Regions from separate parts of the Homo sapiens genome. Here region 1 is linked to region 2. A link is a loop called in an ENCODE intact Hi-C map of the cell type or tissue named here. Cell type or tissue: PC-3. All regions are shown on one strand.

Region 1 (5,000 bases), 260 kb before region 2:
GTCTCTTTCTATGAGGTTTACCAGCATTGACAGTTACCCAGGATATGTCCTCTCACAATTTGCATGTGTTTAGATATTTTTTCTAAAGAGTAGAAAACAGTCCTAGCTACTCTTTTCCCCTGTCAGATCCTAGGCCCTGCCCTTCCACTGTGGTAGGTAGAATTCTAAGGTGTCCTCCAAGATACCTCACCACCACTAGTGTGCACACACCTTTTCCCAGTTTTTCAATCAAACACTAACCTAGGTGCTACTGTGAAGGGATTTGCAGGTGAAATTTGAGGCCCAAATCAGTTGACCTTAAGATAAGGGTGATAGGGACAGGAGGCAGAGAAATTCTAGGCATAAAAGGGTGGGGTTCCCGGCAAGGGCCCCACCCTCGAGCCTGGAACCACAGCCCAAAGTGAGAACATGCATTCCTGTTTTCCCACTTGAATGTTGCCTTTTTCCAAAACCACCCATGGCCTGTCCCACCCACCATCCTGCACTCATAAAAACCCCTGACCCAGCTGGCAGAGAAAAGGAAACAGCTGAACATTGAGAGGAGAAGAAACAGCTGGACATCGGGGAGAAGCAGCTTGACTTCAGAGGGATGGCTTGATGATGGGACTTCAGAGTCCGGCCAGAGACAGCCAGACTTCAGGGGAAGAATATTTTTCCACTCCATCCCTTTTCCAGCTCCCCTTCCTGCTGAGAGCCACTTCCATTGGCAATAAAATCCCCCACATTTACTATCCTTAAATTCATTTGTGAGACCTGATTTTTCCTGGATGCCAGACAAGAGCTCGGGGTACAGAAGGCTAACACACTGACCCTCTGCCCGCACAAAAAGGCAGAGGCTTCACTGAGCCTTTAAACACATAAGCTGTCCGTGGACAGCAAAACTAAAAGAGCACTGACTGTTAACACTCCTTCTGGGGCTTCAGGAGTCACAGGTACTCCCCCTCTAGATGTTGCCATGGGGCCTGCACAGAGTTTTGCTCTTGCCGGTGCCCGGAAGCACTCGCCCTGGCTCTTGCACCCACTCAGCTACACTCCCCGTCCCACTAGGGCTGGAGTGCAGTGGATCCAAGCAAGTGAAGCCAGCCAAAGCAGCTAGCTAGCTCCAGTGCCCACAGTCCAGTTCCCACCTGCTGCAAAGGGGTCAGGGAAAATTTCCTGTTTCAGGGAGAACATCTTTGGTGGGCCTGACCTAATCAGATGAGTCCTTAAAGTGACTGGGCTCTTCCTGGAAAGAGAAATTCGAAGCATGAGGGAGATTTCATGCAAAGGAGATTCTCCATTGCTGACTTTTTATGATGAAGGTGCCACATGGTAGGGAACAGTGGGCAGCCCACAGAAGCTGAGAGCAACTCTGTGAGCAAGAAGGTGGCAATCACAGTCCTACAACCACAGGGAACAAGATCCTGCCAACAACCTGAATAACTTTGGATGACCCCAAGCCTCAGATTAGAATCACAGCCCTCGCTGACACCTTAATTTTATTCCTGTGAGACCCTGAACAAGGAACCTAGCTGTGTCATGTCTGGACTTCTAACCTGTAGAACTGTGAGCTAATAAGCTGTTGTTTTAAGCCATTAAATTTATGGTAATTAGTTATGCAGTAATAGAAAATGAATAGACCCTCTACACTGAAACTACAACAGATCATATTCAGGGAAATTTTACAACTCTGAGTGGCTGGAGTGCTACCAGGAAGTCCTCCACTTGCTGGCTTGCTAGTTGCTTCCAACAACTTCTCTGGGCACATACGATGAGCAAGACTCTGGAAACTCCTCACAGAAAGTTGACCTATTGGTCCACTGTATAATTAGATCAACTCTTCTGGGAATGTAAAAGTAGTCTGCCAGTTGTGGCTGCAAAGTTTAGATATGTATATGCCAGAAAACTCATGCTATCCAACAATGGTATGCAAATTGGTGTGTCCGTCTAGGTTTATAACCAACTCTTCAATGAATGTAAAGAAATGAGCTTTAAAATAAGGAAATAACACCTAGCACATTGGGAAGCCAAGGCGGCTAGATCACGAGGTCAGGAGTTCGAGACCAGCCTGGACAACACAGTGAAACCTCATCTCTACTAAAAATACAAAAATTAGCCAGGCATAGTCCCGACCTATAGTCCCAGCTACTCGGGAGGCTGAGGCAGGAGAATCACTTAAACCTGGGAGGCGGAGGTTGCAGTGAGCCAAGCCACGCCATTGCACTCCAGCCTGGGTGACAGAGCAAGACTCCATCTCAAAAAGAAAAAAGAAGGAAATAATATTTTGTTATTGGACTTGCTGAAAGAGATCCAGACAGTAATTATTAACCATACATATGTTGATTGATTAATAAAGCTGTTTGAAGTCATAGACCAGACTTACATACAAATTTTCTGAAAGCTTATTCTAAAAAACTATTAATAGATACAACTGCCTGGATATGAATTAAAATGCCTGAATATCAAGCTACAACAATGTTTATAAAGAATGATTTGTAAATAACACCTTTCAAGGCACTTTCAAAGCGTTAGTAAAAATTAGCTTAATTACAATACATAATACAATATAATAACAGGAGTTCTAGGGAACTGTGGATCCCTGGGATTTTTATGTAAAATCAAGTAAGCACATATGCATTTTCCTGTGGCAAAATGTTTATCTCTCTCATCAGCTACATAACCTCATGAAAGCTAAAAACAAATGTTGTATTATAAAGTTTCTGAGGTTGTATCTACTTGGAATATACAGATTAATAATTGTTACCAAAAGTACTTTAAAGATATAAAAAAAAAAAATTAGGGCCATAGTTTATTTGATCTTCTAATTGGGTGTTTGTTCATGACTTAATGTCTTTTCACGTTTTATTAGATTTGCCAGATGGAAAAAAAGACCTCTACTACCAGGTTGTAACTTCCTTATTATACCCATTATCATTTAGATGAACCCTTTGTAAGCAATGATTTCAGCATGACTCATTTTAACAGCATATAATGGTCTTTTTAATAGAGTATGAGAAGGCTTTTACACCCCCAGGTAAAATTTTATAAATAAATGTAGATTTTTAAAATTATAATTACAATTACTGGCAGAAAGTTAAAGCCAATGGGATAGTTATAATCATTATTGCCTTGATTTAAACATTTAAGAGATGCCTTATAAGTTTCAACATAACTCTACAATTTACATAAAACATTGCCAGTCAATAAAAGTTGTTGAACTTACAAGAAGAATGTTGATACTGTAAAGCTATTTACATAGTTGACATATATAAGAAGTTTTCAAGGCTAAGAACTAGAGTAAGAGCAATGCTGCCAGAATTTAAGTTGTTTGAGGCCAGATAATTAAACCAAATGAAACAAAAGATAAAAATCCTTTGAACTAAAATATTTCTTTAGCTGTCATCTTTAACTGCATAAATACTGATTGGCTAAGACTATGAATAACTGAGAATATTTTAAATTTAAAAAAAGAATAAAATGAGAAATTTCAAAGTGGATATTATAACCAGCAACATAGAGTTCCATAAATAGCAATAGTCACTATGTTTTGGGAGTGTGCAAAGTTGTATCTTGGAGTGTGCTTTGTAAATGTTTGTGTCTGAAGATGTATCTAAACTTGCATTTTACAACTGTAATGTAATGGCACAATCAGCAAATGGCTAACTTCAAATTTAAAATAGAGTAGAGAGGAAACAAATGTTTCTGAATATATTTCTCTACAGTATATAACTGTCCATATTTATTTCTTAAGATTCTGTGACCCAAACACCTATACATACTGCAAATAGCATAAACAGCAATCAACTTGTCAACATAAACAATGGTAAACTAAAAATAAAACTCCAAGCCTCCAACGGACTGAATGGATCATCTCTTTGCCAAGGGGACCCCTGAGTAACGTTGAAAACAGAGTTCTCGGCCCTGATGGGAGCCGGGGTCAGACTCCCTTCCTTGCCAACCATGATTGGGCTTTCTTCCCTAAGGGCCTAACAGAACTCAACACTTTCAAAAGTTAAAGCCAATGGAATAGTTATAATCATTATTGGCTTGATTTAAACATTTAAATCATGTTTAAAATCATGTTACCCCTGACGTGAACCAACCACCCAACACTGCCCCTACTGTTTTTGTTTTTGTTTGTTTGTTTGTTTTTTGGTATTTTTGAGATGGAGTCTCACTCTGTCGCCCAAGGTAGAGTGCAGTGGCATGATCTCGGCTCACTGCAACCTCCACCTCCCAGTTTCAAGTGATTCTCCTGCCTCAGGCTCCCTAGTAGATAGGATTACAGGCCTACACCACCAGGCCCGGCTAATTTTTATATTTTTAGTAGAGATGGGGTTTCACCATGTTGGCCAGGCTGGTCTCAAAATTTCTGACCTCAAGTGATCTGCCCACCTCCACTTCCCAAAGTGCTGGGATTACCGGTGTGAACCATCCCCCCGCCTGCCCCTACTGTTTTGCCTGAGACCACAGACCATGGAGTGGTTCTGGCCAGTCCATGGAGAATGCACAGTAAGGGTTTTCATGTCCTCTGCTTCACTTTGTGACATTAGAGGACTGAAAACTCCACCCTCAGATCACTGCCTTTTTTTTTTTTTTTTTTTTTTTTTTTTTTTTTTTTTTTTTTCAGACAGGGTCTTCCTCCGTTGCTCAGGCTGGAGTACAGTGGCATGATCTCGGCTTACTGCAACCTCCACCTCCCAGGTTCAAGCAGTCCTCCCACCTCAGCCTCCCGAGTAGCTGGGACCCGAGTAGATGCATGCTACCATGCCCAGCTAATTTTTGTATTTTTTGTAGAGCCAGGGTTTTGCCATGTTGCCCAGGTCGGTGTTGAACTCCTGAACTCAAGCAATCCACCCCCTTCAGCCTTCCAAAGTGCTGGGATTACAGGCAGGAGCCACCGCGCCCCTCCCAATGCCATTTTTTGAACATGGAGAAGAAGCAGGAAGCTCAGTTGTGCATGTGCACGTTTCTCCTTTCATAAATATTCATGACTCCTTTTACAGCTTATTGAATATGTA
Region 2 (5,000 bases):
TGTGTTTACCCTGAGGCTTACAGAAAATATACTTACAATAGGCCATTTTAAGTTGATGACACCTTAATTTTTTTTATTATTATACTTTAAGTTCTAGGGTACATGTGCACAACGTGCAGGTTTGATTCATAGGTATACATGTACCATGTTGGTTTGCTGCACCCATCAACTCATCATTTACATTGGGTATTTCTCCTAATGCTATCCTTCCCCCAGTTCCCCACCCCCAGATAGGCCCAGGTGTGTGATGTTCCCCACCTTGTGTCCAAGTGTTCTCATTGTTCAGTTCCCACCTATGAGTGAGAACATGTGGTGTTTGGTTTTCTGTCCTTCTGATAGTTTGCTGAGAATGATGGTTTCCAGCTTCATGTCCCTGCAAAGGACGTGAACTCATCCTTTTTTATGGCTGCATAGTATTCCATGGTGTATATGTGCCACATTTTCTTAATCCAGTCTATCATTGATGGACATTTGGGTTGGTTCCAAGTCTTTGCTATTGTGAATAATGCTGCCATAAACATACGTGTGTGTATCTTTATAGTAGCATGATTTGTAATCCTTTGGGTATATACCCAGTAATGGGATTGCTGGGTCAAATGATAATCCTAGTTCTAGATCCTTGAGGAATCACCACACTGTCTTCCACAATGATTGAACTAATTTATACACCCACAAACAGTGTAAAAGCATTCCTATTTCTCCACATCCTCTCCAGCATCTGTTATTTCCTGACTTTTTAATGATTGCCATTCTAGCTGGCGTGAGATGGTATCTCATTGTGGTTTTCATTTGCATTTCTCTAATGACCAGTGATGATGAGCATTTTTTCATGTATCTGTTGGCTGCATAGATGTCTTCTTTTGAGAAGTGTCTGTTCATATCCTTTGCCCGCTTTTTGATGGGGTTTTTTTTTCTTTTAAATTTGTTTGAGTTCTTTGTAGATTCTGGATATTAGCCCTTTGTCAGATGGGTAGATTGCAAAAATTTTCTCCCATTCTGTAGGTTGCCTGTTCACTCTGAGGGTAGTTTCTTTTGCCACGCAGAAGCTCTTTAGTTTAATTAGATCCCATTTGTCTATTTTGGCTTTCGTTGCCATTGCTTTTGGTATTTAAGTCATGAAGTCCTTGCCCATGCCTATGGATGACACCTTAATTTTTATCACATACACAAAGTCTACACTTTTATTTTTCCTCCTCACACATTTTGTATTTTTGATGTCATACTTTGTCTTTTTATAATTTGCATTCCTTAAAAATTATTGTAGCTTTAGTTCTTTTAACAGTTTAACCTTTTTATTAGAAATATAATTAATTGGCTGAGTGCAGTGGCTCACACCTGTAATCCCAGCACTTTGGGAGGCCGAGGTGGGTGGATCACAAGGTCAGGAGTTCAAGACGAGCCTGGCCAACATGGTGAAACCCCGTCTCTACTAAAAATACAAAAATTAGCCAGACGTGGTGGCACGTGCCTGTAGTCCCAACTACTCTGGAGGCTGAGGAAGGAGAATTGCTTGAACCCAGGAGGTGGAGGTTGCAGTGAGCTGAGATCACACCATTGCATTCCAGCCTGGGCACCAGAGTGAGACTTCATCTCAAAAAAAAAGAAAAAGAAAAAGAAAAAAGAAATATAATTAATTTACCCAACCCCATTGTATTACTAGAGTATTTTGGATTTGACAATATACAGTCATATATCACTTTACAATGGGGATACATTCTGAGAAATGCATTATTAGGTGATTTTGTCATTGTATGAACATCATTGAGTGTATTTACACAACCCTAGATGGTATAATCTACTATACACCTAGTCTACATGGTATACTCTTTTGCTCTTAGGCTACAAACCTGTACAGCATGTTACTGTATGGAATACTATAGGCAGTTTGTGACACAATGATAAGTAATTGTGTATCTAAACATATCTAAATATATAAAATATACAGTAAAATTGCCGTATAAAATTGCATAGGGTACTTATTGTGAATGAAGCTTCCAGGACTGGAAGTTGCGCTGGATTAGTCAGTGAGTGAGTAGTGAGTGAATATAAGGGCTTAGAACATTACTGTACACTTTTATATGACTAACGGAGCAGTACATTTGTTTACACCAGCATCACCACAAACACAAGTAATGCTTTGTGTTACAGCGTTATAATGGACATCACCATCACTAGGCAATATGAGTTTTTCAGCTCCATTATAATTTTATGGGACCACTGTTGATGTCATTATGTAGCACATGACTATACTCTCTTATGTCTTCATGTTACTAATAGTGTCTTCTTCCTTCAGCATGAAAAACTCCCTTTAGCGTTTTTTTTGTAAAAGAGGTCTAATGGTGGCAAATGCTTAAACTTTTTGTTTGAGAAAGTCTTTATCACCCCCTTTTTTTAAAAGACTGAATTGCTGAGTATAGAGTTATTGGTTGATGGGGTTTTTTTTTTTCCTTTTAGGATGTTGAATGTATCATCTCACTCTCTTCTGACCTGCAAGGTTGCTCTTGAGAAATCCACTGATAGTCTTATGAGAAGGTTCTTTTGTATGTGATGATTTGCTTTTACTTTACTGCTTTCAACACTCTGTGTTTTAACTTTTTATAATTTTATTGTGATTGTCTTGGCATAGGTTTCTTTGGATTCATCTTATTTGGTATTGTTTGGGCTTCCTGTCTCTGGCTTTCTATCTTCTTACCCAGGCTTGGGAAGTTTTCTGCCATTACTTCTTTGGATGTGTTTTCTATCCCTTTCTCTTCTCCTTCTGGCATGCCAATAATACGTAAGTTGTTTTACCTGATGGTGCCCCATAAATTGCTTGAGCTACCTTCACTTTTTCTTTTCTTTTTTCTCCTCAGACTGGATGATTTCCAGTAACCTGTCTCAAGTTAACCAATCTATTCTTCTACTGGATCTTACCTACTCTTAAACCCCTCTCTTGAATTTTTCAGTTAAGTTATAGTACTCTTCAGATATATGATTTTCAATTGATAATTTTATGCTTTCTCTTTGTTGATGTTCTCATTTTTTTCTTGCATTGCTCTGTTGACCCTGGTGAGCATCTTTTTGACCATTATTTTGAATTTTCTCTCAGGTACATCACATATCTCCACTTCACTTCAGTTAGTTTCTAGAGATTTACCATATTCTTTTCTTTGGAATGTATTTCCTTGTTTCTTCATTTTCCATGACTCTCTATTTTGGTTTCTGTGTATTAGATAAGACAACTACCTCTCCCAGTCTTGTCAGACTTGTCTCATGTAGGAGAAAGTTCTCACTAATCTGTCTGGCCAAAGATTTTAAGGTGCCTCTCAAATATTCGAGTTCATCCAGACTGTTGTCTCTGTTTAGGGTTGCACTGTGGAGCTTAAGATGTGCCATGTTCTGCCAGTACCTCAAGACAGGGAAGTTAGGAGCCAGATTATCTTAGATGTAGCTGGAAAGATTGGGGTGTTGGCTATGTGTTTCAATTACTTCCATCTTCATGGTGAAGCTGAATGTGGGTGTCTATTTCCCACTCTTTCTGTGCTAAGCCAGGTAGAGGATCTATGGCAAATGTCTGAACTCATGTTTAGGCTGTGCCCTCAGATCCTGGGGAGATAGCTGCTGGATGTGGGCCCATTGTATGTCCACCTCTTTTTTTCTTGGATCTAGGACCACTCAAGAATGCAAAGTCCCATCAACTCCCAGAGCTAGTTTGTTAAGAAGACATTACCTTGGGTGGAAGTTATAGAAGTTATGGCACTTGCTGTGTAATCAGACTTTTTTCACGTAGAATGGGGGAGGCCTAGATTTATCATAGGGGTAAGCCAAAGGAAAGGATCATGAAGTGTCAAGCTCTGTTTTGGCTGCTGCAGAGCTATTTGTTTGCCCTGTTAGCTCCCCAGTGCAAGTCCATTAGAAGCCAGCTTGTCAAATGACCACTTGAAGTATGTTATAAGCCCCTTCTGGAGAGAAGATGGAAGCTACATGTTTTCACCCCTTTTTGGGACTTTTCCAAGGGGATGTAGCCGTTAGAAGTGTTTGCACACTTGTTCAAGACCACCCCTTTGTTCTGTGATCTAAGGAGACTCACATATGCCTACTATCTTCTGCTGTCAGAGCTAAGAGTAGTTTAGAGAGGGAATATTTAGGGAGGTGCTATAAAAGTTGGAGCACTTGATATGTGGCATAAACCCCATTTGAGGAGAAATAGCTGTTTTTAAAGCCCCTTCTCTGCACTGCCCCTATGGTATGACGTCCCTGAAATGCCTACATGCCCATATAAAACTGGCACTTTTTTCTGTGGTGCAGATAGACTCACATATACTTTGTTCCCTCTGGTTTCAGAGATAGGAAGTTTAGGACACAGTCCGTTGAGTGGGAGCTGTAAAATTGTGGGTGCTCAATATACAGTCAGACTCTCTTCCATGAGAGATTAATAAACCTGGAGTTACCTCTGGCATGAGCCAGGGGAGAAGACTCAAGAAGTGCCGGTCCACTTCTTAGGCTGTCAGCCAAGCTATATTTGTCTGCCTCTTTAACTTCCTGAAGCAAGTTCGTTAGAAGACAAGCAGGCATGTAGCCACCAGAAGAGTGTGTTATAGATTCCTTCCAGGCAGAAAGAAGGGGCTGCATATTTTAGGCCCCTTCTCTGCACTGCTCTTGGGGGATGAAGCCCCAGAAGTACTCGAGTGCCCATAGCAAACCACCACAATTTTATTGTGGTCTAGAGAGTCTTGGGTGTTTAATCCTCTTTGTTCTCAGAGCCGGTGAATTAAGAACCAGACCATGGGAAACCTTAGAGTTAGGGTTCTACATGTGAGTACAAATCCTCTTCTCCACAGGAAGAAGCTTGATATTAGGGAGTCCTTTCCAGATAATGTGGAGCAGTGTCTAAGGCAGGGTCCTATGCCTCAGCTTTTCCTTCCCATTTGATGTGGAAATTTTCTTAGTCGCCCAGTGTGTAGGAGTCTCTCAGCTGGTCCCTGACTTTCTCTCGGAGGGAACTGATTCGTGAATAGATG

What was found. Hi-C counts contacts between places; a loop is a spot of excess contacts. Peaks named below come from ENCODE experiments on the same cell type or tissue, not always from the same donor. Only the 100,000 strongest peaks of a DNase experiment are listed, where the experiment ranks them.
Region 1: a loop joins it to region 2, with 20 times the contacts of the local background. A loop is called at or near these places in 1 of 110 quality-filtered maps.

Annotation. Positions count from the first base shown.
Region 1 is chr6:119,122,531-119,127,530 of GRCh38, reverse strand. It overlaps a transcript of FAM184A not described here. Among named protein-coding and RNA genes, the nearest start is that of FAM184A, 46 kb to the right of the region's middle. In PC-3, no CTCF peak of the experiment used is centred here; no DNase peak of the experiment used is centred here; H3K27ac peaks cover 561 bases.
Region 2 is chr6:118,864,488-118,869,487 of GRCh38, reverse strand. All of the region lies in intron 8 of MCM9 (minichromosome maintenance 9 homologous recombination repair factor), which reads left to right. Among named protein-coding and RNA genes, the nearest start is that of ASF1A, 27 kb to the left of the region's middle. In PC-3, no CTCF peak of the experiment used is centred here; a DNase peak (open chromatin) is centred at 2,067; H3K27ac peaks cover 2,638 bases.